Linked DNA regions of Homo sapiens: region 1 is linked to region 2. Evidence: read pairs that join two places in POLR2A ChIA-PET (ENCODE). Cell type or tissue: OCI-LY7. All regions are shown on one strand. Links, peaks and the distances in the headings refer to the core of each region. The heading gives the core; the rest is flanking DNA.

Evidence for each region. Peaks named below come from ENCODE experiments on the same cell type or tissue, not always from the same donor. Only the 100,000 strongest peaks of a DNase experiment are listed, where the experiment ranks them.
Region 1: POLR2A ChIA-PET joins it to region 2 with 5 read pairs; 2 of 35 experiments call an interaction of 5 or more read pairs at or near these places.

Annotation. Positions count from the first base shown.
Region 1 is chr3:142,194,995-142,198,994 of GRCh38, forward strand. It overlaps GK5 (glycerol kinase 5), which reads right to left. Exons shown (of 16, transcript NM_001039547.3): 5 at 3,808-3,939. Among named protein-coding and RNA genes, the nearest start is that of GK5, 29 kb to the right of the region's middle. In OCI-LY7, for the core only: no CTCF peak of the experiment used is centred there; no DNase peak of the experiment used is centred there.
Region 2 is chr3:142,119,312-142,136,915 of GRCh38, forward strand. The region is part of intron 1 of TFDP2 (transcription factor Dp-2); the gene reads right to left. Among named protein-coding and RNA genes, the nearest start is that of TFDP2, 21 kb to the right of the region's middle. In OCI-LY7, for the core only: a CTCF peak has its summit at 7,064 (motif pointing right); a DNase peak (open chromatin) is centred at 7,080; H3K27ac peaks cover 1,189 bases.

The DNA.
Region 1 (4,000 bases), core at 1-4,000, 70 kb after region 2:
GGTGTCGGCTGTGGGTTTTTCAAAGATCAGGTTGAAGGAGTTTCCTTCTATTCCTAGTACGTTGAGCATTTTATCATGAAGAGGGGCTAGATATTGTCAAATGCTTTTTTCTATATCTACTGACATGATCATGTGTTTTTTTGTCCTTTATTCTATTAATATGGTGTATATTAATTTTCTATTTTTTTACATTTACCAGTTTTTATAAAAGATCCATATTAATTGATTTTTTGAATGGTAAACCAATCCTGTATTCTTGGGATAAATCCCACTTAGTCATGATATATAATCCTTTTTATATGTTGCTGGATTTGACTTGCTAATATTTTGTTGAAGTTTTGTGTGTGTGTGTGGTTTCTTTCCAGAGACAGGGTCTTGCTCTGTCATCCAGGCTGGAGTGCAGTGGTGGTGTGATCCTGGATCATTGCTGTCTCAAACTCCTGGGCTCAAGCAATCCTCCCACCCCAGTCTCCCAAGTAGCTGGGACTACAGGTGTGTACTACTATACCCAGCTAATTTTTTAATTTTTAATTTTTTTGGAGAGATGGTGTCTTGCTATATTGCCCAGGCTGGTCTTGAACTCCTGGGCTCAAGCAATACTCTTGCCTTAGACTCCCAAAGTGCTGGGATTACAGGCATGAGCCACCACACCCAGCCTTGTTGAGGATTTTTGCATTTGTATTCATAAGGAATATTGGTCTATCAGTTTCTTTTCTCTTGATGTCTTTGATCTGGTTATCAGGGAATACTGGCCTAAAAGAAAGAGCTGGGAAGTATCTCTCACTCCAATAATGGAAGTATAATCCACTCCAATAATGGAAGTATAGTGGGGTATTAAAGTCTCCAACTATTACTATTCAATTGTCTATTTTCCCCTTCTATTTTTTGGAAGAATTTGTGAAAGGATTGTGTTAATTCTTCTTTAAACTTTTGGTAGAATTCACTAGTAAAGCCATCTGGCTCTGGGCTTTTCTAGGTGAGAATTTATTATTTATTACTTCAATCTCTTTACTTGTTATAGATTTATTCAGATTATTTATTTCTCCTCGAGTTATTTCCAGTAGTTTGTGTATTTCTAGGAAATTTTTCATTTTATCTTGTTATCTAATTTGTTGGCATGCACTTGTTCATGGTATTGCCTATTAATCCTTTTTATTTCTGTGAGGTCAGTATTAATATCCATAATTTCATAATAATTCATAATTTTAGTTATTTGGGTTTTCTCTCGTCTTTGTCAGTTTAGCTAATCTTTTCAAAGAAGCAACTTTCGGTTTTATTGATTTTCTTCACTGTTTTTCTATTCTCTATTATATTAATTTTGTTCTAATTCCATTATTTCTTTCCTTCTGCTTGTTTTGAATTTAGTTTGCTCATCTTTTTCCATGTCGTAAGGTAGAATGGTAGACTATTGACGTGATATTTTGCTTCTTTTTAAATATACTCTTCTACATGTAATATCATTTTGCTATAAATTTCCTTCTAAGTACTTTATCTGCATCTAATAAGTTTTGGTATGTTGTATCTTATTTTCATTCATCTCAAAGTATTTCTTAATTTCTCTTATGATTTCTCCTTGGACCCTTTGGTTATTTTTAAGTGTGTTGTTTAATCTTCATATATTTTTGAATTTCCCAAGTTTTTTCTGTTACTTTTAATTCGAAGCCTTTATGGTCAGACAACAGACTTCGTATAATTTCAACCCCTTTAAATTTATTGAGGCTTGTAGTATGGCCTAGCCTATGATCTATCCTGGAGAAAATTCCATGTACACTTCAAGAGAGTGTATATTCTGTTCTTGGGTAGAGTTTTCTATAAATGTCTGTTAGGTCTAGTTAGTTGTTACTGTTAATCAAATTTTCTACTTCCTTGTTAATCTTCTGTCTAGTTATTCTATCCATTATTGAAAGTGAGGGTCAAGCGCGGTGGCTCTCGCCTGTAATCCCAGCACTTTGGGAGGCCGAGGCAGGTGGATCACGAGGTCAGGAGATCAAGACCATCCTGGCCAATACAGTGAAACCCCATCTCTACTAAACATACAAAAAATTAGCCAGGTGCGGGGGCGGGTGCCTGTAGTCCCAGCTACTCGGGAGGCTGAGGCAGGAGAATGATGTGAATCTGGGAGCTGGAGCTCGCAGTGAGCCGAGAGCACGCCACTGCACTCCAGCCTGGGTGACAGAGTGAGACTCCGTCTCAAAAAAAAGAGAAAAAAAAAAGAAAGTGGGGTACTGAAGTCTCCAACTATCACTGCTCAACTTTCTATTTTTCCCTTCAATTCTGTCCATTTTTGCTTCATGTATTGTGGACCTCTGTTATTAGGTGTTTATAACTGTTATATATTTATGATGAATTCACCATCTTATCATTATAAAATTCCCTTTTTATCTCTAGTAACATGTTTTTGTTTTAAAGTCTATACTACCTGATGTTAATATAACCACTCCAGCTTCTTACAGTGACTGTTTACATGATATATCTTTTCCACTCACTTACTTTTAACCTCTTTATATTTTTTAAATCTTAAGTGTGTCCCTTATAGACAACATATAGTTAGATCTTGTTTTTTTATCCAGTCTAAAATCACACTCAGATATTACTTACCAACTAGGATGGCTAAAATATAGACTAATAATGTCAATTATGACAGTAAATGAAATAAAAAGTCCTCTGATCACATACTGATACTGTGTAAATTGTTATTATCACTTTGCAAAAGTGTTTTGACATTATCCTTTAAAGGTAAAGATACATGGCTGGGCATGGTGATTCATGCTTGTAATCCCAGCACTTTGGGAGGCTGAGGCAGGCAGATCACGAGGTCAGGAGTTCAAGACCAGCCTGGACAACATGGTGAAACCCCATCTCTACTAAAAATACAAAAACTAGCTGGGCATGGTGGCATGCGCCTGTAATCCCAGCTACTCAGGAGGCTGAGGCAGGAGAATCGCTTGAACCTGGGAGGCAGAGTTTACAGTGAGCTGAGATCGCACATTGCACTCCAGCCTGGGTGACAGGGTGAGACTCTGTCTCAAAAAAAAAAAAAAAGGTGAAGATATATATACACATTCATGCCCTAAAAATTCCATTCCTATGTATAGACATAGCAATTACATGTACACCAAGAGATGCATTATTCATAACAGCTAAAAACAGGAAATAACCCAAATGTACATGAATAGAATAGACAATAAACTATGGTAAAATCATACATTGAACAGCAAATAGCAATGAAAATATAAGCAAAGTAATTTACACACAACATTGCTATATGTCAAAAACATAATATTGAGCAAAAGGAGTCTGACACAAAAGAATTCCACTGATATAAATCAAAGATATGGCGGGGAGTGGCGGCTCACGCTTGTAATCCCAGCACTTTGGGAGGCTGAGGCAGATGGATCACCTGAGGTCAGGAGTGTGTGACCAGCCTGGCCAACATGGTGAAACCTCATCTCTACTAAAAATACAAAAAATTAGCCGGGCGTGGTGGCACGCGCCTGTAGTCCCAGCTACTTGGGAGGCTGTGGCAGGAGAATCACTTGAACCTGGGAGCTGGAGATTGCAGTGAGCCGAGATCACGCCATTGCACATCAGCCTGAGCAACAAGAGCAAAACTCTGTCTCAAAAAGAAAAGCAAAACAAACAAAATAAGATGCCACTTTGTCTTCCATTCCAATATGTGGTAGACACTTAATTTTCCCTCAAATAATCAAATTACTATCTTTATTCCTTTAATTTTTTCTTCCCCATAGTCTTTATATGGTTTCCACATACACACATATTTTCCACATACACACAGTATTTTCTTACCTCAGTCAAGTTCTGTAAAATCCAGACCAATCTCAAAGAAGTCTGCTGGGTTGTGAAAGTGAACAAACTGGCTGTAAAAAGTCGTTTACTTCTAGTGAAAAAGTGAAGCACTCGGCAAGAACTGTGAAATATCTATATTTTAAAAAACATATTTTAGGAAAATGCATTTAGTAGTGTTTAAAATTTCCACATC
Region 2 (17,604 bases), core at 5,283-9,282:
AGTGTATCCGAGCAAAAAGATAAATTATTTACAAAAGCAAAGGAATTAGACTAACATTGTATTTCTCAAAAATAACATACAAAGCAAGACAACAGTAGAACAGCACTTTCAAGAAACTTAAGGGAAAAAAATGTAAACCAAAGATATTATATCCTGCCAAGCTGTCCTTAGAGTTTCAAGGCCATCAAAAAACAGTTTGACTGCTGTGGAAAATAGAATGGCAATTCCTACAAAAATTAAATATAGAATTACCATTTGATCAACATAGAAAATATATTAAAGTAGCTGGGTGTGGTGGCACACACCTGTAGTCCCAGCTACTTGGGAGGCTGAGATGGGAGGATCATTACAGCCCAGGAGTTTGAGGCTGTACTACACAATGATTTTGCCTGTGAACAGTCACTGTGCTCCAACCTGGGCAATATAGCAACACCCTGTCTCTAAAACAAGAAAAAGAGACCGGGTGCAGCGGCTCACGCCTGTAATCCCAGCATTTTGGGAGGCCAAGGCAGGCGGATCACGAGGTCAGGAGTTCAAGACAAGCCTGGCCAGCATGGTGAAACCCTGTCTCTACTAAAAATACAAAAAATTAGCTGGGCATGGTGGTGCGCGCCTGTAGTCCCAGCTACTCGGGAGGCTGAGGCAGGAGAATTGTTTGAACCCGGCAGGCGGAGGTTGCAGTGAGCCGAGATTGCACCATTGCACTCCAGCCTGGGCGACAGAGCAAGACTCCATCGAAAAGAAAAAAAGAAAAGAAAAGAAAAAAGAAGGCTGGGCGTGGTGGCTCATGCCTGTAATCTCAGCACTTTGGGAGGCCGAGACGGGCAGATCACAAGGTCAGGAGATCAAGACCATCCTGGCCAACAGGGTGAAATCCTGTCTCTACTAAAAATACAAAAAATTAGCTGGGCTTGGTGGTGGGCGCCTGTAGTCCCAGCTACTCCAGAGGCTGAGGCAGAAGAATGGCGTGAACCCGAGAGGTGGAGCTTGCAGTGAGCCAAGATCGCGCCACTGCACTCCAACCTGGGCGACAGAGCCAGACTACGTCTCAAAAAAAAGAAAAAAAGAAAGAAAACATATCAATGATATAGTGTTACGTTTTCTTAACAGATAAATGCAATTATTCTAACATGAACAAGAAAAACTGAAAGATTCACATCAAGGGATGCAATCATTAGTAATAAGCATGAACCCATAAATTAGATAAACATGCCATTTACCAGCCAAGTCATCAGTAAAAAATATTTTATTAGTAATAGAATCAGGTGACTGAAATGTTGTAAGCAACTATCCAGCATGTTTGTCAAACTCTCCATATAGCTATTACACAGTATCTTTGCTTATAGCTTTTTCCTAAGATATTTTACTAATAAGATGTAAAGAGAACTGAGGTGGAGACCATGGCAGCTGAAGGTGCTGGGAAAACCTTTATAGCTAACTGTAGCAGTAGTACACTTGAAGGGGTTTCTGATGCCTCACCCAAGCAGCTGCAGTGATGGGAACAACCACTGTTCATAACCCCATGGCACTATTCATTCACTGTGCATATAACCCCTTTTTGGCATCAGAATTCTAAAGCTGCAACGACTGCTTTACCAGCAGCTCTGGGGTTATAGCAGACTAATTTATTTGGATTGTAGAACGGAAAATTAAATTCTCCCATGAGCTCATCAGACAGAGCCATCTGCAGATATTGGGAACTCAATGAAAGAGGCAGCTGCAAGCAGGAGACAGCAATAGTTTATGATGACAGAGAAAAGAACTAGACGTGTGTGTGCCAGCTTTAAGGTATGGATATTCACCAGGGAGATTTGTGAAAGACTCACATTGAATGAATTTTTAAAAAGTCAGAAGTTTTAACCAGCAACTGAGGGGTGATGGGGACTAATGAGAGTCAGGCTATTTATTTATTCAACAAACATTTAGTCAATGCCCATCATGTACCCAGCATTGTGCTCTACCCAAGAGACATAACGGAGTCCCACCCTTCAAGAAGTTCACAAACAAATGAGCAAGACAAATGCATACAGTATAACATGCTAAAATACTACGACACTAGACAGATATTCGGGGCACTATGGAAGCACAAAGGAACAGCTTCTAATTCAGCTAAAGGGTGGGAATCAGGTTCTAACTCGAGTTAAATTAGTAATAGAGATAATTAGTTAAAATTACAGAATTAAGAACTATGAGATGAAAATGCCATCAAACTAGAAGAGTTAACACAGAAACCTAAGCACTTTACGGTCAATCCAACTATTGTATTAAACCAGCTAAAGTGGCTTCTAATTCTTTTGTAAGCAGGTGAGCAAAGAAGAGGTCCTCCCTTGTGCTTCCATAGGCTATACAGATTGACTATACAGTTTAGAAGACTCTTTCAAGGAGTAGCATATGATTAGGATATGAAGTTTAAAAAAGGCTCACACCTGTAATCCCAGCACTTCTGGGATGCTGAGGCGGACGGAACACCTGAGGTCAGGAGTTCGAGACCAGCCTGACCAACACAGAGAAACCCTGTCTCTACTAAAAATACGAAGTTAAAAAAAAAAAAACTTCATTGTAGACATTTCTGAGGTTCTAGTCTGACCTAGGCAATCTAAAGAAGGGGAAAGAAAACACCTATCAGTTACAGCCACCTGTCTATTAAGACCTCAGAGAACAAGTTCAACCATGCCAACTTTCCCTCTGGTTAACGAGAAAACAGTGGAGATCTTCACACACTATGAGGATTCTCTTAAACCCTACTTTGGTAGGAAGTCAGCATAAAGGATCCTTGATCCCAAAGAACTAAAAACTCACTGATTTAAATGAAATAAATAAAAGGCATAATAGAATAATACAGACCAGAGTATCTTAAACTCAAGAAAATCCATAACATTATAACCAGGTCTACAGATACCAGTTTAAATAACAGTGCATCAAAAGTTTACCTGCTCACTTGGGTCCCACATAACGATAAATTCAGTGCAAACTTACACTATCTGTACTCTACCTACCACCAGAGACGGGGTCCTCACTGCCAACCAGCCAGCAAGAAACCTATCTCTAAAATCCCTATCTCTAAAATTTAGAAACCTATCTCTAAAATTTAGTCTGCTACCTAGGATCACTTCCAATACCAACTGTGTTAGAATCATTCCTCCAAAACAGATTCTGAGAGGGAGACTATCATGCAGAAAGTTTCCTGGGAAGTGCTCTGGGGAGATATACCTATAACAAGTGAAGGCAGCAGGATTGGACTTAGGGAAGAAATTGAACCAATGATATTGCAAATGGGGCCTCAGCTGATACAACATGGAGCTCCAGAGCCCTTTGGAGTTGTCCCAAATAGAGACAAGTTAGGTTGGATCTTATATCCAAGCAACACACAGTTACTGGCCACAGGGACACCTCTGGGAGGAAGCATAACCTTGGGCAAGACAGTATTCAGGGCCAAGGGCAATTCCCAATAAGGGATGCAGCTGTGAGCCTAAGCAGGTGGAGAATGGGTATTCTAATATGAAGAGATCTGGGCAGAGTATAGTTAAATAGCTATAGTTAAATAGCTATTAAAATTAATTAATTGCAGTAACATGCAACAACATGGATAAACCTTATAAATGTAACAGAATTTAAAAACTAACACATTCAGTATGATTACGTTTATATAAAGTTTTTTTTTTTTTGGAGACAGGGTCTCTCCGTCGCTCAGACTGGAGTGCAGTGGCGCGATCTCGGCTCACTGCAACCAACTTTCACCTCCCAAGCTCAAGCAATTCTCCTGTCTCAGCCTGCTGAGTAGCTGAAATTACAGGCGCGCACCACTACAGCCCTGCTAATTTTTGTTGTTGTTGTTTTGAGACGGAGTCTCACTCTGACCGACGCCCAGGCTGGAGTACAGCGGCATGATCTCAGCTCACTGCAACCTCCACCTCCTGGGTTCAAGTGATTCTCCTGCCTCAGCCTCCCGAGTAGCTGGGACTACAGGCGCGTGCCACTGCACCCGGCTGATTTTTTGTATTTTTAGTAGAGACGGGGTTTCACCATGTTAGCCAGGATGGTCTCGATCTCCTGACCTCGCGATCCACCTGCCTCAGCCTCCCAAAGTGCTGGGATTAGAGGCGTGAGCCATCGCGCCCAGCAATTTTTGTATTTTTATTAGAGATGGGGTTTTGCCACATTGACCAGGCTGGTCTTGAACTCCTGACCTCAAATGATCCACCTCCCTAGGCCTCCCAAAGTGCTGGGATAACAGGCTTGAGCAACTGCACCCGGCCCATTTATGTAAAGCTATGGCATGCAAAATGATGAAATAATGAAAAGTGATGAATAATTACTTAATAGGATTATATTTTACCAAGAATGTATATGTAATTTTGTCAAATTCCTCTCAAGAATCTATGGATATATTTTTCATTATGCATCACTAAAGAAACAATCCCATTAAATAAAAGAAAGAAATGATTTCTACTATTATCACTCACCACTATTATTTAACAGTGTTCTATAGGTTACTAACCAACACAACCAGATGAAAGATAGAAGTATATAAAGCAGAACTGAAGCAGTAAAACTATTATTATTTACATATGATTACAACTGTTTACAGAGCAACCCCAAGAGATTCAACTGGAGATGACCGATAACAAAATTAATCCCCCCAAATTAGCAGCTTACTTATACACAAGAACCATGTCTTCTAATAACAACTATGTAAAGACATAATGGAAAAAATTAACTCATTTACATAGAAAAAAACAAGAAAAAAACATCAGGAAGAAACTCAGCAAGAAATACATAGGGATACAAAAAACAAATGGAAAAAAATGCCAGGTTCTTGAGTGACAAAACGCAAAATCATAACAATACTAACTGCCCCCAAATTAATCTATGAATAGAATGAATCACAATAAAATTAACAATATCTTTTCCTTTTAATTTGCTCAACTGATTCAAAAGTTAATGTGGTAAAATAAGCAAGAATAGCCATAAAATTATGGAAACACAGAAGGATTGACCTCATCCAATTATTTAAACAAGTTGTAAAGTCACAATAATTAAAATATCATACACTGATAAGTGAAAAAGCATACAGATAGAGGGAACAGAAAAGTATAGGAAAAGACCTAAATCCACAAAGAAATTTAGCTGACACTTCAAATCAGTGAGGTATGAATGCATTGGGTGAATTATTTCAATAAAGAAGTGACAACTGAGTAATCATATAGAAAAAATTAGTTAGAGCCATAATTTATACCTCACTCAAAATAAATTTCAGATAGCCCATAGAATTCAACGTAATTTTTTTGGTAAGAGAAGAAAACACGGAAGTTAAATTTTTTAATTTTCTGAGTGTGGAAGATCTTTCTAAATATGAAACCAAGCCCAGAAAAGTCTTCAAAGTAAAGACTGATATGACTACAAAAAATGCACATTTTTTTTTACATTTAAAGAAAACATCACTATGTAAATCATAAGAAAATAAACTGGAAAAATTGTATCTGCAACTTATACTATAGAAAGTTAACTTCTACCTTGTGAACTATGAGCTCCTAAAAATAAGTAGAAGAGTGACAGCCTAAAGAAAAAGTAGGCAAAGAATATATAACAGAAAACACAAATGAGCTGGGCATTGTAGATTACACCTGTAACTCCAGTGCTCTGGGACGCCAAGGTGGGAGTATTGCTCGAGGCCAGGAGTTTGAGACCAGTGTGGACAACATAAGGTGATTCCATCTTTACCGAAAAAAAAAAATTTTTTTTAAATTAGCCAATCGTGGTGGCATGTGCCTGCTGTCCCAACTATTTGGGAGGCTGAGGCAGGAGGATCATTTGAGCCCAGTAGTTCAAGGCTGCAGTGAGCTATTATCATGTAACTGCATTCCAGCCTGGGTGACAAAGTGAAGCTCTATCTCAAAGAAACAAACAAAAAATCCCACAAATTGCTTCTAAACATATAAAAATACGTTCAGCCCACTCATAAGAGAAATGTAAAATAAGGTTTCAAGACAAGATGAAAAGACTGATACCAATACATTGTCCTGAGAAACATGAGGGAAAACAGAGTTTGCCTTACGTTAGTGGTGGAAGAATAAACAGGCATAATCTTTTATGGAGGGCAGTGTCACCATATCCAACACAAATAGAAATTTATACATCCTTCTATGAGCTTTTTCTAGAGTCATATGAAATCATACACATACACACACACGCACACACACACATATATCTATATGGATACTCACTACAGTGTCATTTATATAGCAAAAGATTGGAAAACCCATAACTGCGTATCAATAGTAGACTAGCTAAACACATCATGGCCTAAAAAAAATGAGGCAGCTCATTGTGTATTGATATAGAGTGACCTCCAGTATAAACTGTTCTGTGAAAAAAAGAAAGTTATAAAGAAGTATGTGTAGTACATTACCATCTGTATAAAAAGATTCTCTCAAGGCAAAGGAACTGGCTAGCTGAGAGAAAAACATTTTAATTTTCTTTTCTTTTTTATTAATTCTTACAAAATAGTAGGATGACTCATGGCCTCTCATATCATTTGTATTTTGTACCATGAACACAAACTATCTATGCAACAAATTAACTTAATTTTTTAAATTGTATATTTTCCTTCACATAGAAACAATATTTGTTTTCTTAATGCAAGCAGAAATAACCTAAAGTAACAGACATATTTTAAGATATTTTAGATAGAACCCTTTCTTAGGGGGCTTGAAAAGACTTTGTTATATTGTAATCAAATCCTATGTCAAAAAAAGTATGTTTCTTCAATAGTATAGAGAACAACTAAACAACACCAAATCCACTAAATCTGACACAGGATGCAAATTAGCTACTTACCAGTCATGGGGTTCCCAGAATTTTTTTCTTTTCTTTTTTTTTTTTTTTTGAGATGTAGTCTCTCTCTGTCACCAGGCTGGAGTGAAGTGGCACGATCTTGGCTCACTGCAACCTCCGCCTCCCGGATTCAAGCGATTCTCCTGCCTCAGCCTCCCGAGTAGCTGGGACTACACATTCCCAGATTTTATTACAGAAACAACACAGTTTTTTTAAAAGCCAGAAGGTGGCGACGTTACTTCATCAAAGTCCCTCTGATACATGTATCTGAGCCTCCTATTCTTTGTTATTAACCTATTTTTCCTCTTCTTTATGTCTCTTATTGCCCTTTTGGATGCCTTTCTATAGTTCTGAAACTGCAATAACCATTAGTAGAAATGCACACAGAAAAAACTCCTGAGTTTATAATAATATTATTTTTACATGAAAATAACATAATTAAAATGTACTATAAGGTTCTTTGGTTAAATATGAACACACAGGTCTCTATCCATCCCTTCTTGAAATTACAGTAAAATTGGCCGGGCATGGTGGCTCATGCCTGTAATCCCAGCATTTTGGGAGGCTGAGGCGGGCAGATCATTTGAGGTCAGGAGTTCAAGACCAGCCTGGCCAACATGGTGAAACCCCGTTTCTACCGAAAATACAAAAATTAGCCAGGCAGTGGTGGCGTGCCTGTAATCCCAGCTACTCAGGAGGCTGAGGCAGGAGAATCGCTTGAACCCGGAAGGCGGAGGTTGCAGTGAGCCAAGGTCTTGCCGCTGCACTCCAGTCTGGGTGACAGAGTGAGACCTTGTCTCAAAAAAAAAAAAAAAAAAATTACAGTAAAATGATGTTAAAAAGATAAAAAAGGATAAACCCATCAAAAACATATATGTTATATATACAGATATCTTATAGATATCTATAAGATGTAATGTATATGTAATTAGATGTATCTACCTATATAATTATATATAGATGATCAGATATATCTATATCCCTAGAGACATACAGATATATGTATCTATAAGATATATCTTAATTATATAACTTATCTATAAGATATATATTAATATTATATATTAACATATTATAGATATTACAGGTATCTATATCTCACACCTCAACCTTCTGAGTCGCTAGGACTACAGACAGACATGTTTCACTACACTCCGCTTTTTTTTTTTTTTTTTTTTTTGAGACAGAGTCTCGCTGTGTTGCCAGCCTGCAGTGCAGTGGCAAGATCTCGGTTTACTGCAACCTCTAACTCCCGGGTTCAAGCAATTATCCTGCTTCAGCCTCCCCAGTAGCTGGGATTACAGGCGTGCACCACTAGGCCCAGCAAATTTTTGTAATTTTTGTAAAAATACAAATAATTTTTTGTATTTTTAGTAGGGATGGGGTTTCACCATGTTGGCCAGGATGGTCTCCATCTCTTGACCTCGTGATCTGCCCACCTCGGCCTCCCAAAGTGCTGGGATTACAGAAGTGAGCCACTGTACCCGGTCAGTATTCTGCTTTTTTAATAAAACTTTTTGTTGAGATGGGATCTCACTGTGTTGCCCAGGCTGGTCCTGAATTGGCCTCAAGCAATTCTCCCACTTCAGCCTCCCAAACCATTTATAAGTTATATATACATAATTAAAATATATCTTACATATATCTCATCACAAAGGCTTAAGAATTGAAGCCATCTGAAAGTAACAATCTCAGTTGGGGCTGTTAATAAAAAGACTTGATTGAAAGTTTGAATAAAGTCTTAACCCATGTAGCTAAGAAACTGCCCCTTCTGGCTGAGCCCAGTGGCTCACACTTACAATTCCAGTGCTTTGGGAAGCCAAAGTGGAAGGAATACCCGAGGCCAGTTCAGGATCAGCCTGGGCAACACAGTGAAACTTCATCTTAACAAAAAGATTTTTTAAAAAAGGCAGAGTGTAGCGGCACATGTCTGTCCATAGTCCTAGCTACTCAGGAGGCTGAGGTGGGACGACTGCTTAAGCCCCGGAACTTGAGGTTACAAGCTATAATCACACCACTGCACTCCAGCCTGGGCAAGAGCAACACCCTGTCTCAAAAAAGAAAGAAAGACAGAAAATGCCCCTTCTGCATCCCAGCAAGAAACAAATGGTTTACCTTTTAAGGACATAGAAACTAGGTACACAAAAGGGTTGTGTATTATATCATCTCACAAAAAGATTAAATGAAGATTTACATGCTGTACAGTGGACCTCAGGCCTCTTCCCCAAACCAGCTTCCAGAACGCAAAACAATCGGCCTGGGACTAGGAGATCCCTCTGCGAGGGAAAGTGATCCAAGAGAAAAGACCTGCAAGCACTCAATCACCCTGTGTAAGGCTTACACTTAACAACTCCCATGGACAAAGAGTTTTTACTCAGCTTTTTATTGATTCGGTCTTTAATCTGAACAGATGGCCAAAGTTTACTAAACAACTGAGGAAAATCTCTAACATGAAATAAAGAGGCCAAGATAACAAAACAGGAGACACCAAATTAACAGACAAAATAGAAAGAAAGAAAGAAAAAAGAGAAGGAAGGAAAAAAGAAAGAGAGGGAGGGAGGGGAAGTAGAACAGAAGCAGGGGATTTGGGGAGGAGAAAGAAGCAAAGGAAGGGTAGGAATTCTCCCACAAAGTAAAACAAAGAAATTTTTTTTTAAAGTAGAAAAGCTTGAGAAGAGTTCTTCCATCCAGGAGGTCCAACTACATGGAATTCCAAAGGAAAAAGAGGAAAAAAGGGAAATAAATTAATTATAAAAAAGAAATGCAACTTTCTTTTTTTTTTTGGCAACACAGTAACTAATATGAAAATGTCATCTTAATAAAACATCTAGAAATGCTGGATAAATTAGTCTGTCAAATGCTGAGCTCACAAAAGAGTAAAGCTTTCAGCAACCCTGGAGGAACCTGTCAATACGAGTAACTAAGATTTTTGGCTTTTAATGCCCTTAAAGTAGACAAGGCCTCAGAAACCTTGTCTGCATGAAGCGCAGAGCTGGTATTGAGGGTTTCACCATTTTTTACACATTCTCAGTGCAAGAATGGACAGGGGAGGCTGGTTAAAAAAAAAAATCAACCAACAGCAAAGGAATAACAAGAAAATGTCTCTGCCTAGCTACAGACTCTAGAAACTGGGGGTTGCTGGAGGAAGTAACAGCTAAAAATCCTCAGATTCAGAAATGACAATGACTCCCAATTAAAGAAAAAACAAAAATAACTTTCCTAGACACAGCAAAACATTACAAATAAAGAGATCTTAAAAAAAGGTGGAGAATGATACCAAAGGCACAGGCAATAAAAAGACAGACATACTAGACAATGAAAAATTTGAAATTCCACACAAAAAAAGACAGTATTAACAGAGTAAAAATGCTCCCACTGAATGGGGGAAAATATTTGCAAATCATATATTTGATAAGGGTTTCATATCTAGAATATATAAAGAACCCCTATAATGCAACAATTTTTAAAAAAAGAACCCAAACAACCAGATTAAAAACTAGGCTCAAGTGATCCTCCTGCCTCAGCCTCCTGAGTAGTTGGGACTACAGGAAATGGTGGCTTGTGCCTGTGGTCCCAGTTACTCAGCAGGCCAAACCAGCCTGGACAACATAGCAAGATCCCATCTTTTACAAAAAAATTAAAACTAGGCAAAGGATTTAAATTTATATTTCCCCAAAGAAGCATGTGAAAAGATACTCAACATCCCTAATGATTAGGGAAATGCAAATCAAAACCACAATGAGATACCACCTCACACTCATTAGGATGGCTACCATCAAACAAACAGAAAATAACAAGTGTTAGCAAGGGTGTAGTGAAATTAGAATACTTGTGCCCTGCTGGTAGGAATGTAAAGTGGTACAGTCACTGTGGAAAATAATACGGCAGTTTCTCAAAAACGTAAAAATAAAATTACCTTATGATGTAGCATATACCCATATACTTTTGGGTATATACTCCAAAAAAATTGAAAGCAAGGTCTCAAAGAGCTTTTTGCATAACCATATTCACAGCAGCATTATTCATAATGGTTAAAATGTAGAAGCAACACAAGTGTCCACTGACAGATAAATGGATCATCAAAATGTAACATATACATAGAGTATTATTCAGCCTTAATAAGGCATGATATTCTGACATATGCTACATTGATGAACTGTGAGGACATTATGCAAAGTGAAATAGGCCAGTCACAAAAGACAAATATTGTATGATTCCCCACATATGAGGTACCCAGAGTAATCTAATTCACAGAGACAGAAAGTAGAATGGTGGTTATCAGTGGCTGGGAGGAAGGAGGAATGGGAATTATTGTTTGTTTGTTTTTTTACCGTATTTACTATTTCTTTTTTTTTTTTTATACTTTTAAGTTTTAGGGTACATGTGCACAACGTGCAGGTTTGTTACATATGTATACATGTGCCATGTTGGTGTGCTGTACCCATTAACTCATTATTTAACATTGGGTATATCTCCTAATGCGATCCCGGGAATTATTGTTTAATTGGTACAGCGTTTCAGTTTTGCAAGATGCAAGTTCTGAAGATGGATGGTGGTGATGGTTACACAACAATATGAATGTACTTCCTAACACTGAACTGTGTACTTAAAAATGGTTAAGATGGGCAGGGCGCGGTGGCTCATGCCTGTAATCCCAGCACTTTGGGAGGCCGAAGGGGATGGCTCACCTGAGGTCAGGAGTTCAAGACCAGCCTGGCCAACATGGTGAAACCTCATCTCTACTAAAAATACAAAAAATTAGCCAAATGTGGTGGTGGGCGCCTGTAATCTCAGCTACTCGGGAGGCTGAGGCAGGAGAATCGCTTGAACGCAGGAGGCGGAGGTTGCAGTGAGCCAAGATCACGCCATTGCACTCCAGCCTGGGCAACAAGAGCGAAACTACGTCTCAAAAAAAAAAAAAAAAGGGAAAACAAAATACAATTGCTATTTACAAGAAACATGCCTAAAGTATACCCATAGAAAGTAACAAATTGAAAAAAGATGACGTGTCTCTATAAACATAGACAAATTGTATTTAGAGTAAGAATATTATTGAGGATAAAGAAGATAGTGATTAAAGAAAGGTAGTATTTAGCAGGAAGACACAAATAGACAAAAATAATCCAAATTTGAATACATTTCATAACATAATTTATAAACATATAAAGCAAAAACTGACTATTTTACAAGGAGAAACTAAGAAATCCACAATCATACAAGACAATTTTAATACACACCTCTCAGTAATAAAGAGACAAAAACTGAAATCAGGGCACATAAAATGTGAGTAACTCTGTAAGTTTGATCTAAGAGACATAGGCAGAAATCTGCTCCCAAAATGCGAGAGTACACCCTGTCTACCAAAGAATTATCTCCCAAACAATGTCAACAAGGACCCATATGTTAAATTGTAAGTAAATTTATGATTAGCAACAAATTAATACAGATCAATACAAAAATTAATAAACACTTGGAGTATATAATGGTAAAGAAAATCCAACACCAACAAAGAATACTTAGTAATAAATGTAGTAAGAAATGCGTAACGCCTATCAGAAAGAATTAAAAACACATGTCTGGCCGGGCACGATGTCTCATGCCTGTAATCCCAGCATTTTGAGAGGCCGAGGCGGGCAGACCACCTGAGGTCAGGAGTTCGAGACCAGCCTGGCCAACATGGCAAAATCCCATCTCTACTAAAAATACAAAGGTTAGCTGGACGTGGTGGCACATGCCTGTAATCCCAGCTACTCGGGAGGCTGAGGTGGGAGAATCACTTGAACCCGGGAGGCAGAGGTTGCAGTGAGCCAAAATCGCTTCATTGCACTCGTCTGGGCAATGGAGCAAGACTCCGTCTCAAAAAAAAAAAAAAAAAAAGTCTAAACAAAACCTTGTATAAAAATGTTCATAGCAATATTACCAAAATAGTAAAAAAGTATACATAATCCAAATGTCCACCAACTGATAAACAAATATGGCATATATGAAACATTATTTTGCAATATAAAGGGATGATTATTGATATACTCTGCAGCATGCATAAACCTTGAAAATGTTATGCCAAGCCACATACTATATGATTCCACTTAAATGAAATATTCAGAATAGGCAAATCCATAGACTCAGAACATAGATTAGTAGTTTCCAAGGCTGGGAAGAGAAGGGGATGGGAAGTAACTGCTAATGAGTATGGGGTTTTTTTAAGAGTGATGAAAATGTTCTGGAACTAGGTAGTGATGATGGCTGCACATATTTGTAAATATACTAAACAACCACATCTTTATACATCTTTTAAAAAACAATGTTATAGGGCTGGGTGTGGTGGCTCACACCTGTAATTCCAGCACTTTGAGACTCTGAGAGGCTGAGGTGGGCAGATCACGAGGTCAGGAGATCAAGACCATCCTGGCTAACACAATGAAACCCCGTCTCTAGAAAAAATACAAAAAATTAGCCGGGCATGGTGGTAAGCGCCTGTAGTTCCAGCTACTTGGGAGGCTGAGGCAGGAGAATCGCTTGCACCCGGGAGGCAGAGGTTGCAGTGAGCCAAGATCACACCACTGCACTTCAGCCTGGGCAACAGATTAAGACGCTATCTCAAAAAAAAAAAAAAAAGGATATTATGACATGTGAATTGTATCTCAATAAAGCTTTAAAAAAAAAAACCGTATGAGGAAAATGTTAAAATACTCCCAAAAGAAACTAAAAGAAGATGAACAATAGAAAAATATATGATATTCTTGGATAAGACAATTCAACATTATAAAGATATAAATTCTCCCAAGTTAATTTATAAATTCAATATAATGATAATAAAAATACTAACAAACCATTTTATGGAGCTGAACAAGCTGATATTGACATGAAAAAACAAACATGTAAGAATAACAGGAAAGTACTAAAACAGAAAAACTACAAAACGAGACTAGACTTACCAGACATTAAAACCTACTATAAAGCTTCTGTAACTAAAACACTGTGGCACAGGTGCATGAATAGACAAATTCATCAAGCTGTGTAATTATAATACTATATGTATAACTTTTTGAATTATCAAATTTCAAATACAAGTATTTTTTGAGGATGTTTTGGAGAGAGTCTTACCCTGTCACCCAGACTGGAGTCCAGTGGCACAATCACAGCTCACTGCAGACTTGATCTCCTAGCCTCAAGCAATCCTCCTGCCTCAGCCTCCTGGGTAGCTGGGACTACAGGTGTGCGCCATCACACCCCGCTAATATTTTTTGTATTTTTAGTAGATATGGGGTTTCACTAGTCTCATACTCCTGGGCTCAAACCTCCTGCCTCCCTCAGCCCTGCAAAGTGCTGGGATTATAGGCATGAGCCACTGCACCAGGCCCAAAAGCAGTTTGTTTGTTTGGTTTTTTGTTGCCCAGGCTGGAGTACAGTGGCACAATCTTGGCTCACTGCAGCCTCCGCCTCCCAGGTTCAAGTGATTCTTGTGCCTCAGCCTCCTAGGTATCTGGGCTACAGGCACGTGCCATCACACCTGGCTAATCTGCTTGTATTTTCAGTAGAGACAGATTTTGCTATGTTGGCCAGTCTGGTCTCAAACTCCTAACCTCAAGTGATCTGCCCACCGCAGCCTCCCAAAGTGCTGGGATTACAGGTGTGAGTCACCACACCCAGCCTCAAAAGTGTTCTGGTTTTGTTTTGTTTTTTAAACCATGGTTTTACCTCTGGCTTAGTGGGACTAAAAATAGGAGGAAGATTTTTCTTTTTAAGAATATTTTAAAATTGAGGGCAGGGCACGGTGGCTCACAACTGTAAGGCAGAAGAATCACTTGAACCCTGGAGGTGGAGGTGGCAGTGAGCCGAGATCGCGCCACTGCATTCCAGCCTGGGCGACAGAGCAAGACTCTGTCTCCAGAAAAGAAAAAAAAAAAGAAGAAGAAGAAAAGGAGGAAGCATTATGAAGGCAACAGCAACTCCCTCTAAGTACAGTGGAAGCACACTGAAAGTGGGGCTGAAAAAAATATAGAAGAAGGAGTTCCACGTAGTCCCAGCTACACCGAAGGCAGAGGTGGGCGAAATTAGCTGGGCGTGGTGGCACATGCCTGTAATCCCAGCTACTCAGGAGCCTGAGGCAGGAGAATCGCCTGAACCCGAGAGGCAGAGGTTGCAGTGGGCCGAGACCGTGCCACTGCACTCCAGCCTGGGCAACAGAGCGAGACCCCATCTCAAAAAAAAAAAAAAGAAAAAGAAAATATAAACTGAGAGTTTCCTATTTCAGACATGAAAATTTTACCAAAAGCAGACTGGTTACTTAAGATAGATGTAAGCTAATTGCGCAAAATTAATCAAAATTGCCATTAGTCACAATATGAAAAATTGCTTTATTCTGCCTACAGCAATGGGAATCCTAATAAATAAATAGTTGGTGGGCTGATAATTACTCTACCCTTGCATTAATTAAGATGATTTTTAAAAGGCAGAAAATGTTTTACATAAATTAGTAAGTCAAATTACTGTAATAGTTCTGTTTTTGCTCACAGCCAATCTGAGTTAATTACTGCAGTTAATTTTATACAAACAGGAAGAAGTATTAAATAAGTCAGAAGCTCCTAATATTAACACATAGATAGGTAGATAGAAAGACAACAGACAAACCTAGATACATAGTCTATCAAGGCTCTGTTTAACAGTTTGTCAGAACACTTTATTATATACCTACAGTTAAGCAAAAAGAAAAAAAATCTGTCTGTGCTACATTTCCTAGTTTGATGACAGAGACATGTACTATCACTTTTATTCTCAAACACAGTAACTTTTCTGGCTCCATATTCAATTTACCAGACATACCAATATCCCTTGTTCATAACAGCATCATTAGCCACAGCATTTCCATGAAGTACAATCGTTTTTCCAGACATGGTACTCCTGCTCTGTGACTAACAACAGACATTGTCACTATTATCGCTATTACAGTTTTTGTTTTGTTTTGAAGATATGGGGTCTTACTACATCGCCCAGGCTAGAAAGCAGTAGCTATACATAGGCAGGATCATAGCATACTACAGCCTTGAATCCCTGGGCTCAAGCAATCCTCTCACTTCAGCCTCACAAGTAGCTGGGACTATAGGCTGTGCCACTGTGCCCAGAACTATTATGTTTTTATTTTTCCTACCTTTGGGAAAACTTCTAGCATTTTTCTCTTCTGTCATCAAAACCTTAAAACTATATGTCATTTCTTGACGTCCATATTTCCTTTTAGCCTACATATGTTTAATTTCTTTTTTCTTTTTTATTATTATTATACTTTAAGTTCTAGGGTACATGTGCACAACATGCAGGTTTGTTACACAGGTATACATGTGCCATGTTGCTTTGCTGCACCCATCAACTCGTCATTTACATTAGGTATTTATCCTAATGCTATCCCTCCCCCAGCCTCCCACCCCATGACAGGCCCTGGTGTGTGATGCTTCCTGCCCTGTGTCCAAGTGTTCTCATTGTCAGTTCCCAACTATAAGGGAGAACATATGGTGTTTGGTTTTCTGTCCTTGTGATAGTTTGCTCAGAATGATGGTTTCCAGCTTCATCCATGTCCCTGCAAAGGACATGAACTCATCCATTTTTATGGCTGCATAGTATTCCATGGGGTATATGTGCCACAATTTCTTAATCCAGTCTATCATTGATGGACATTTGGGTTGGTTCCAAGTCTTTGCTATTGTGAATAGTGCTGCAATAAACACACATGTGCATGTGTCTTTATAGTAGCATGATTTATAATCCTTTGAGTATATACCCAGTGATGAGATTGCTGGGTCAAATGGTATTTCTAGTTCTAGATCCTTGAGGAATCGCCACACTGTCTTCCACAATGGTTGAACTAATTTACACTCCCACCAACAGTGTAAAAGCATTCCTATTTCTCCACATCCTCTCCAGCACGTTGTTTCCTGACTTTTTAATTATCGCTGTTCTGACTGGTGTGAGATGGTATCTCATTGTGGTTTTGATTTGCATTTCTCTGATGACCAGTGATGATGAGCATTTTTTCATGTGTCTGCTGGCTGCATAGATGTCTTCTTTTGAGAAGTATCTGTTCATATCCTTTGCCCACTTTTTGATAGGATCTTTTTTTCTTCTTGTAAATTTGTTTGAGCTCTTTTTAGATTCTGGATATTAGTCCTTTGTCAGATGGGTAGATTGCAAAAATTTTCTCTGATGAAAAAAAATTTTCTCCCATTCTGTAGGTTGCCTGTTCACTCTGATGGCAGTTTCTTTTGCCGTGCAGAAGCTCTTTAGTTTAATTAGATCCCATTTGTCTATTTGGCTTTTGTTGCCATTGCTTTTGGTGTTTTAGTCATGAAGTCCTTGCCCATGCCTATGTCCTGAATGGTACTGCCTAGGTTTTCTTCTAGGGTTTTTATGGTTTTAGGTCTAACATTTAAGTCTTTAATCCATCTTGAATTAATTTTTATATAAGGTGTAAGGAAGGGATCCAGTTTCAGCTTTCTACATATGGCTAGTCAGTTTTCCCAGCACCATTTGTTAAATAGGGAATCCTTTCCCCATTTCTTGTTTTTGTCAGGTTTGTCAAAGATCAGATGGTTGTAAATGTTCTGTTCTATTGGTCTATATCTCTGTTTTGGTACCAGTACCATGCTGTTTTGGTTACTTGTAGTATAGTTTGAAGTCAGGTACCATGTTGCCTCCAGCTTCGTTCTTTTTGCTTAGGATTGTCTTGGCAATGTGGGCTCTTTTTTGCTTCCATATGAACTTTTAAGTAGTTTTTTCCAA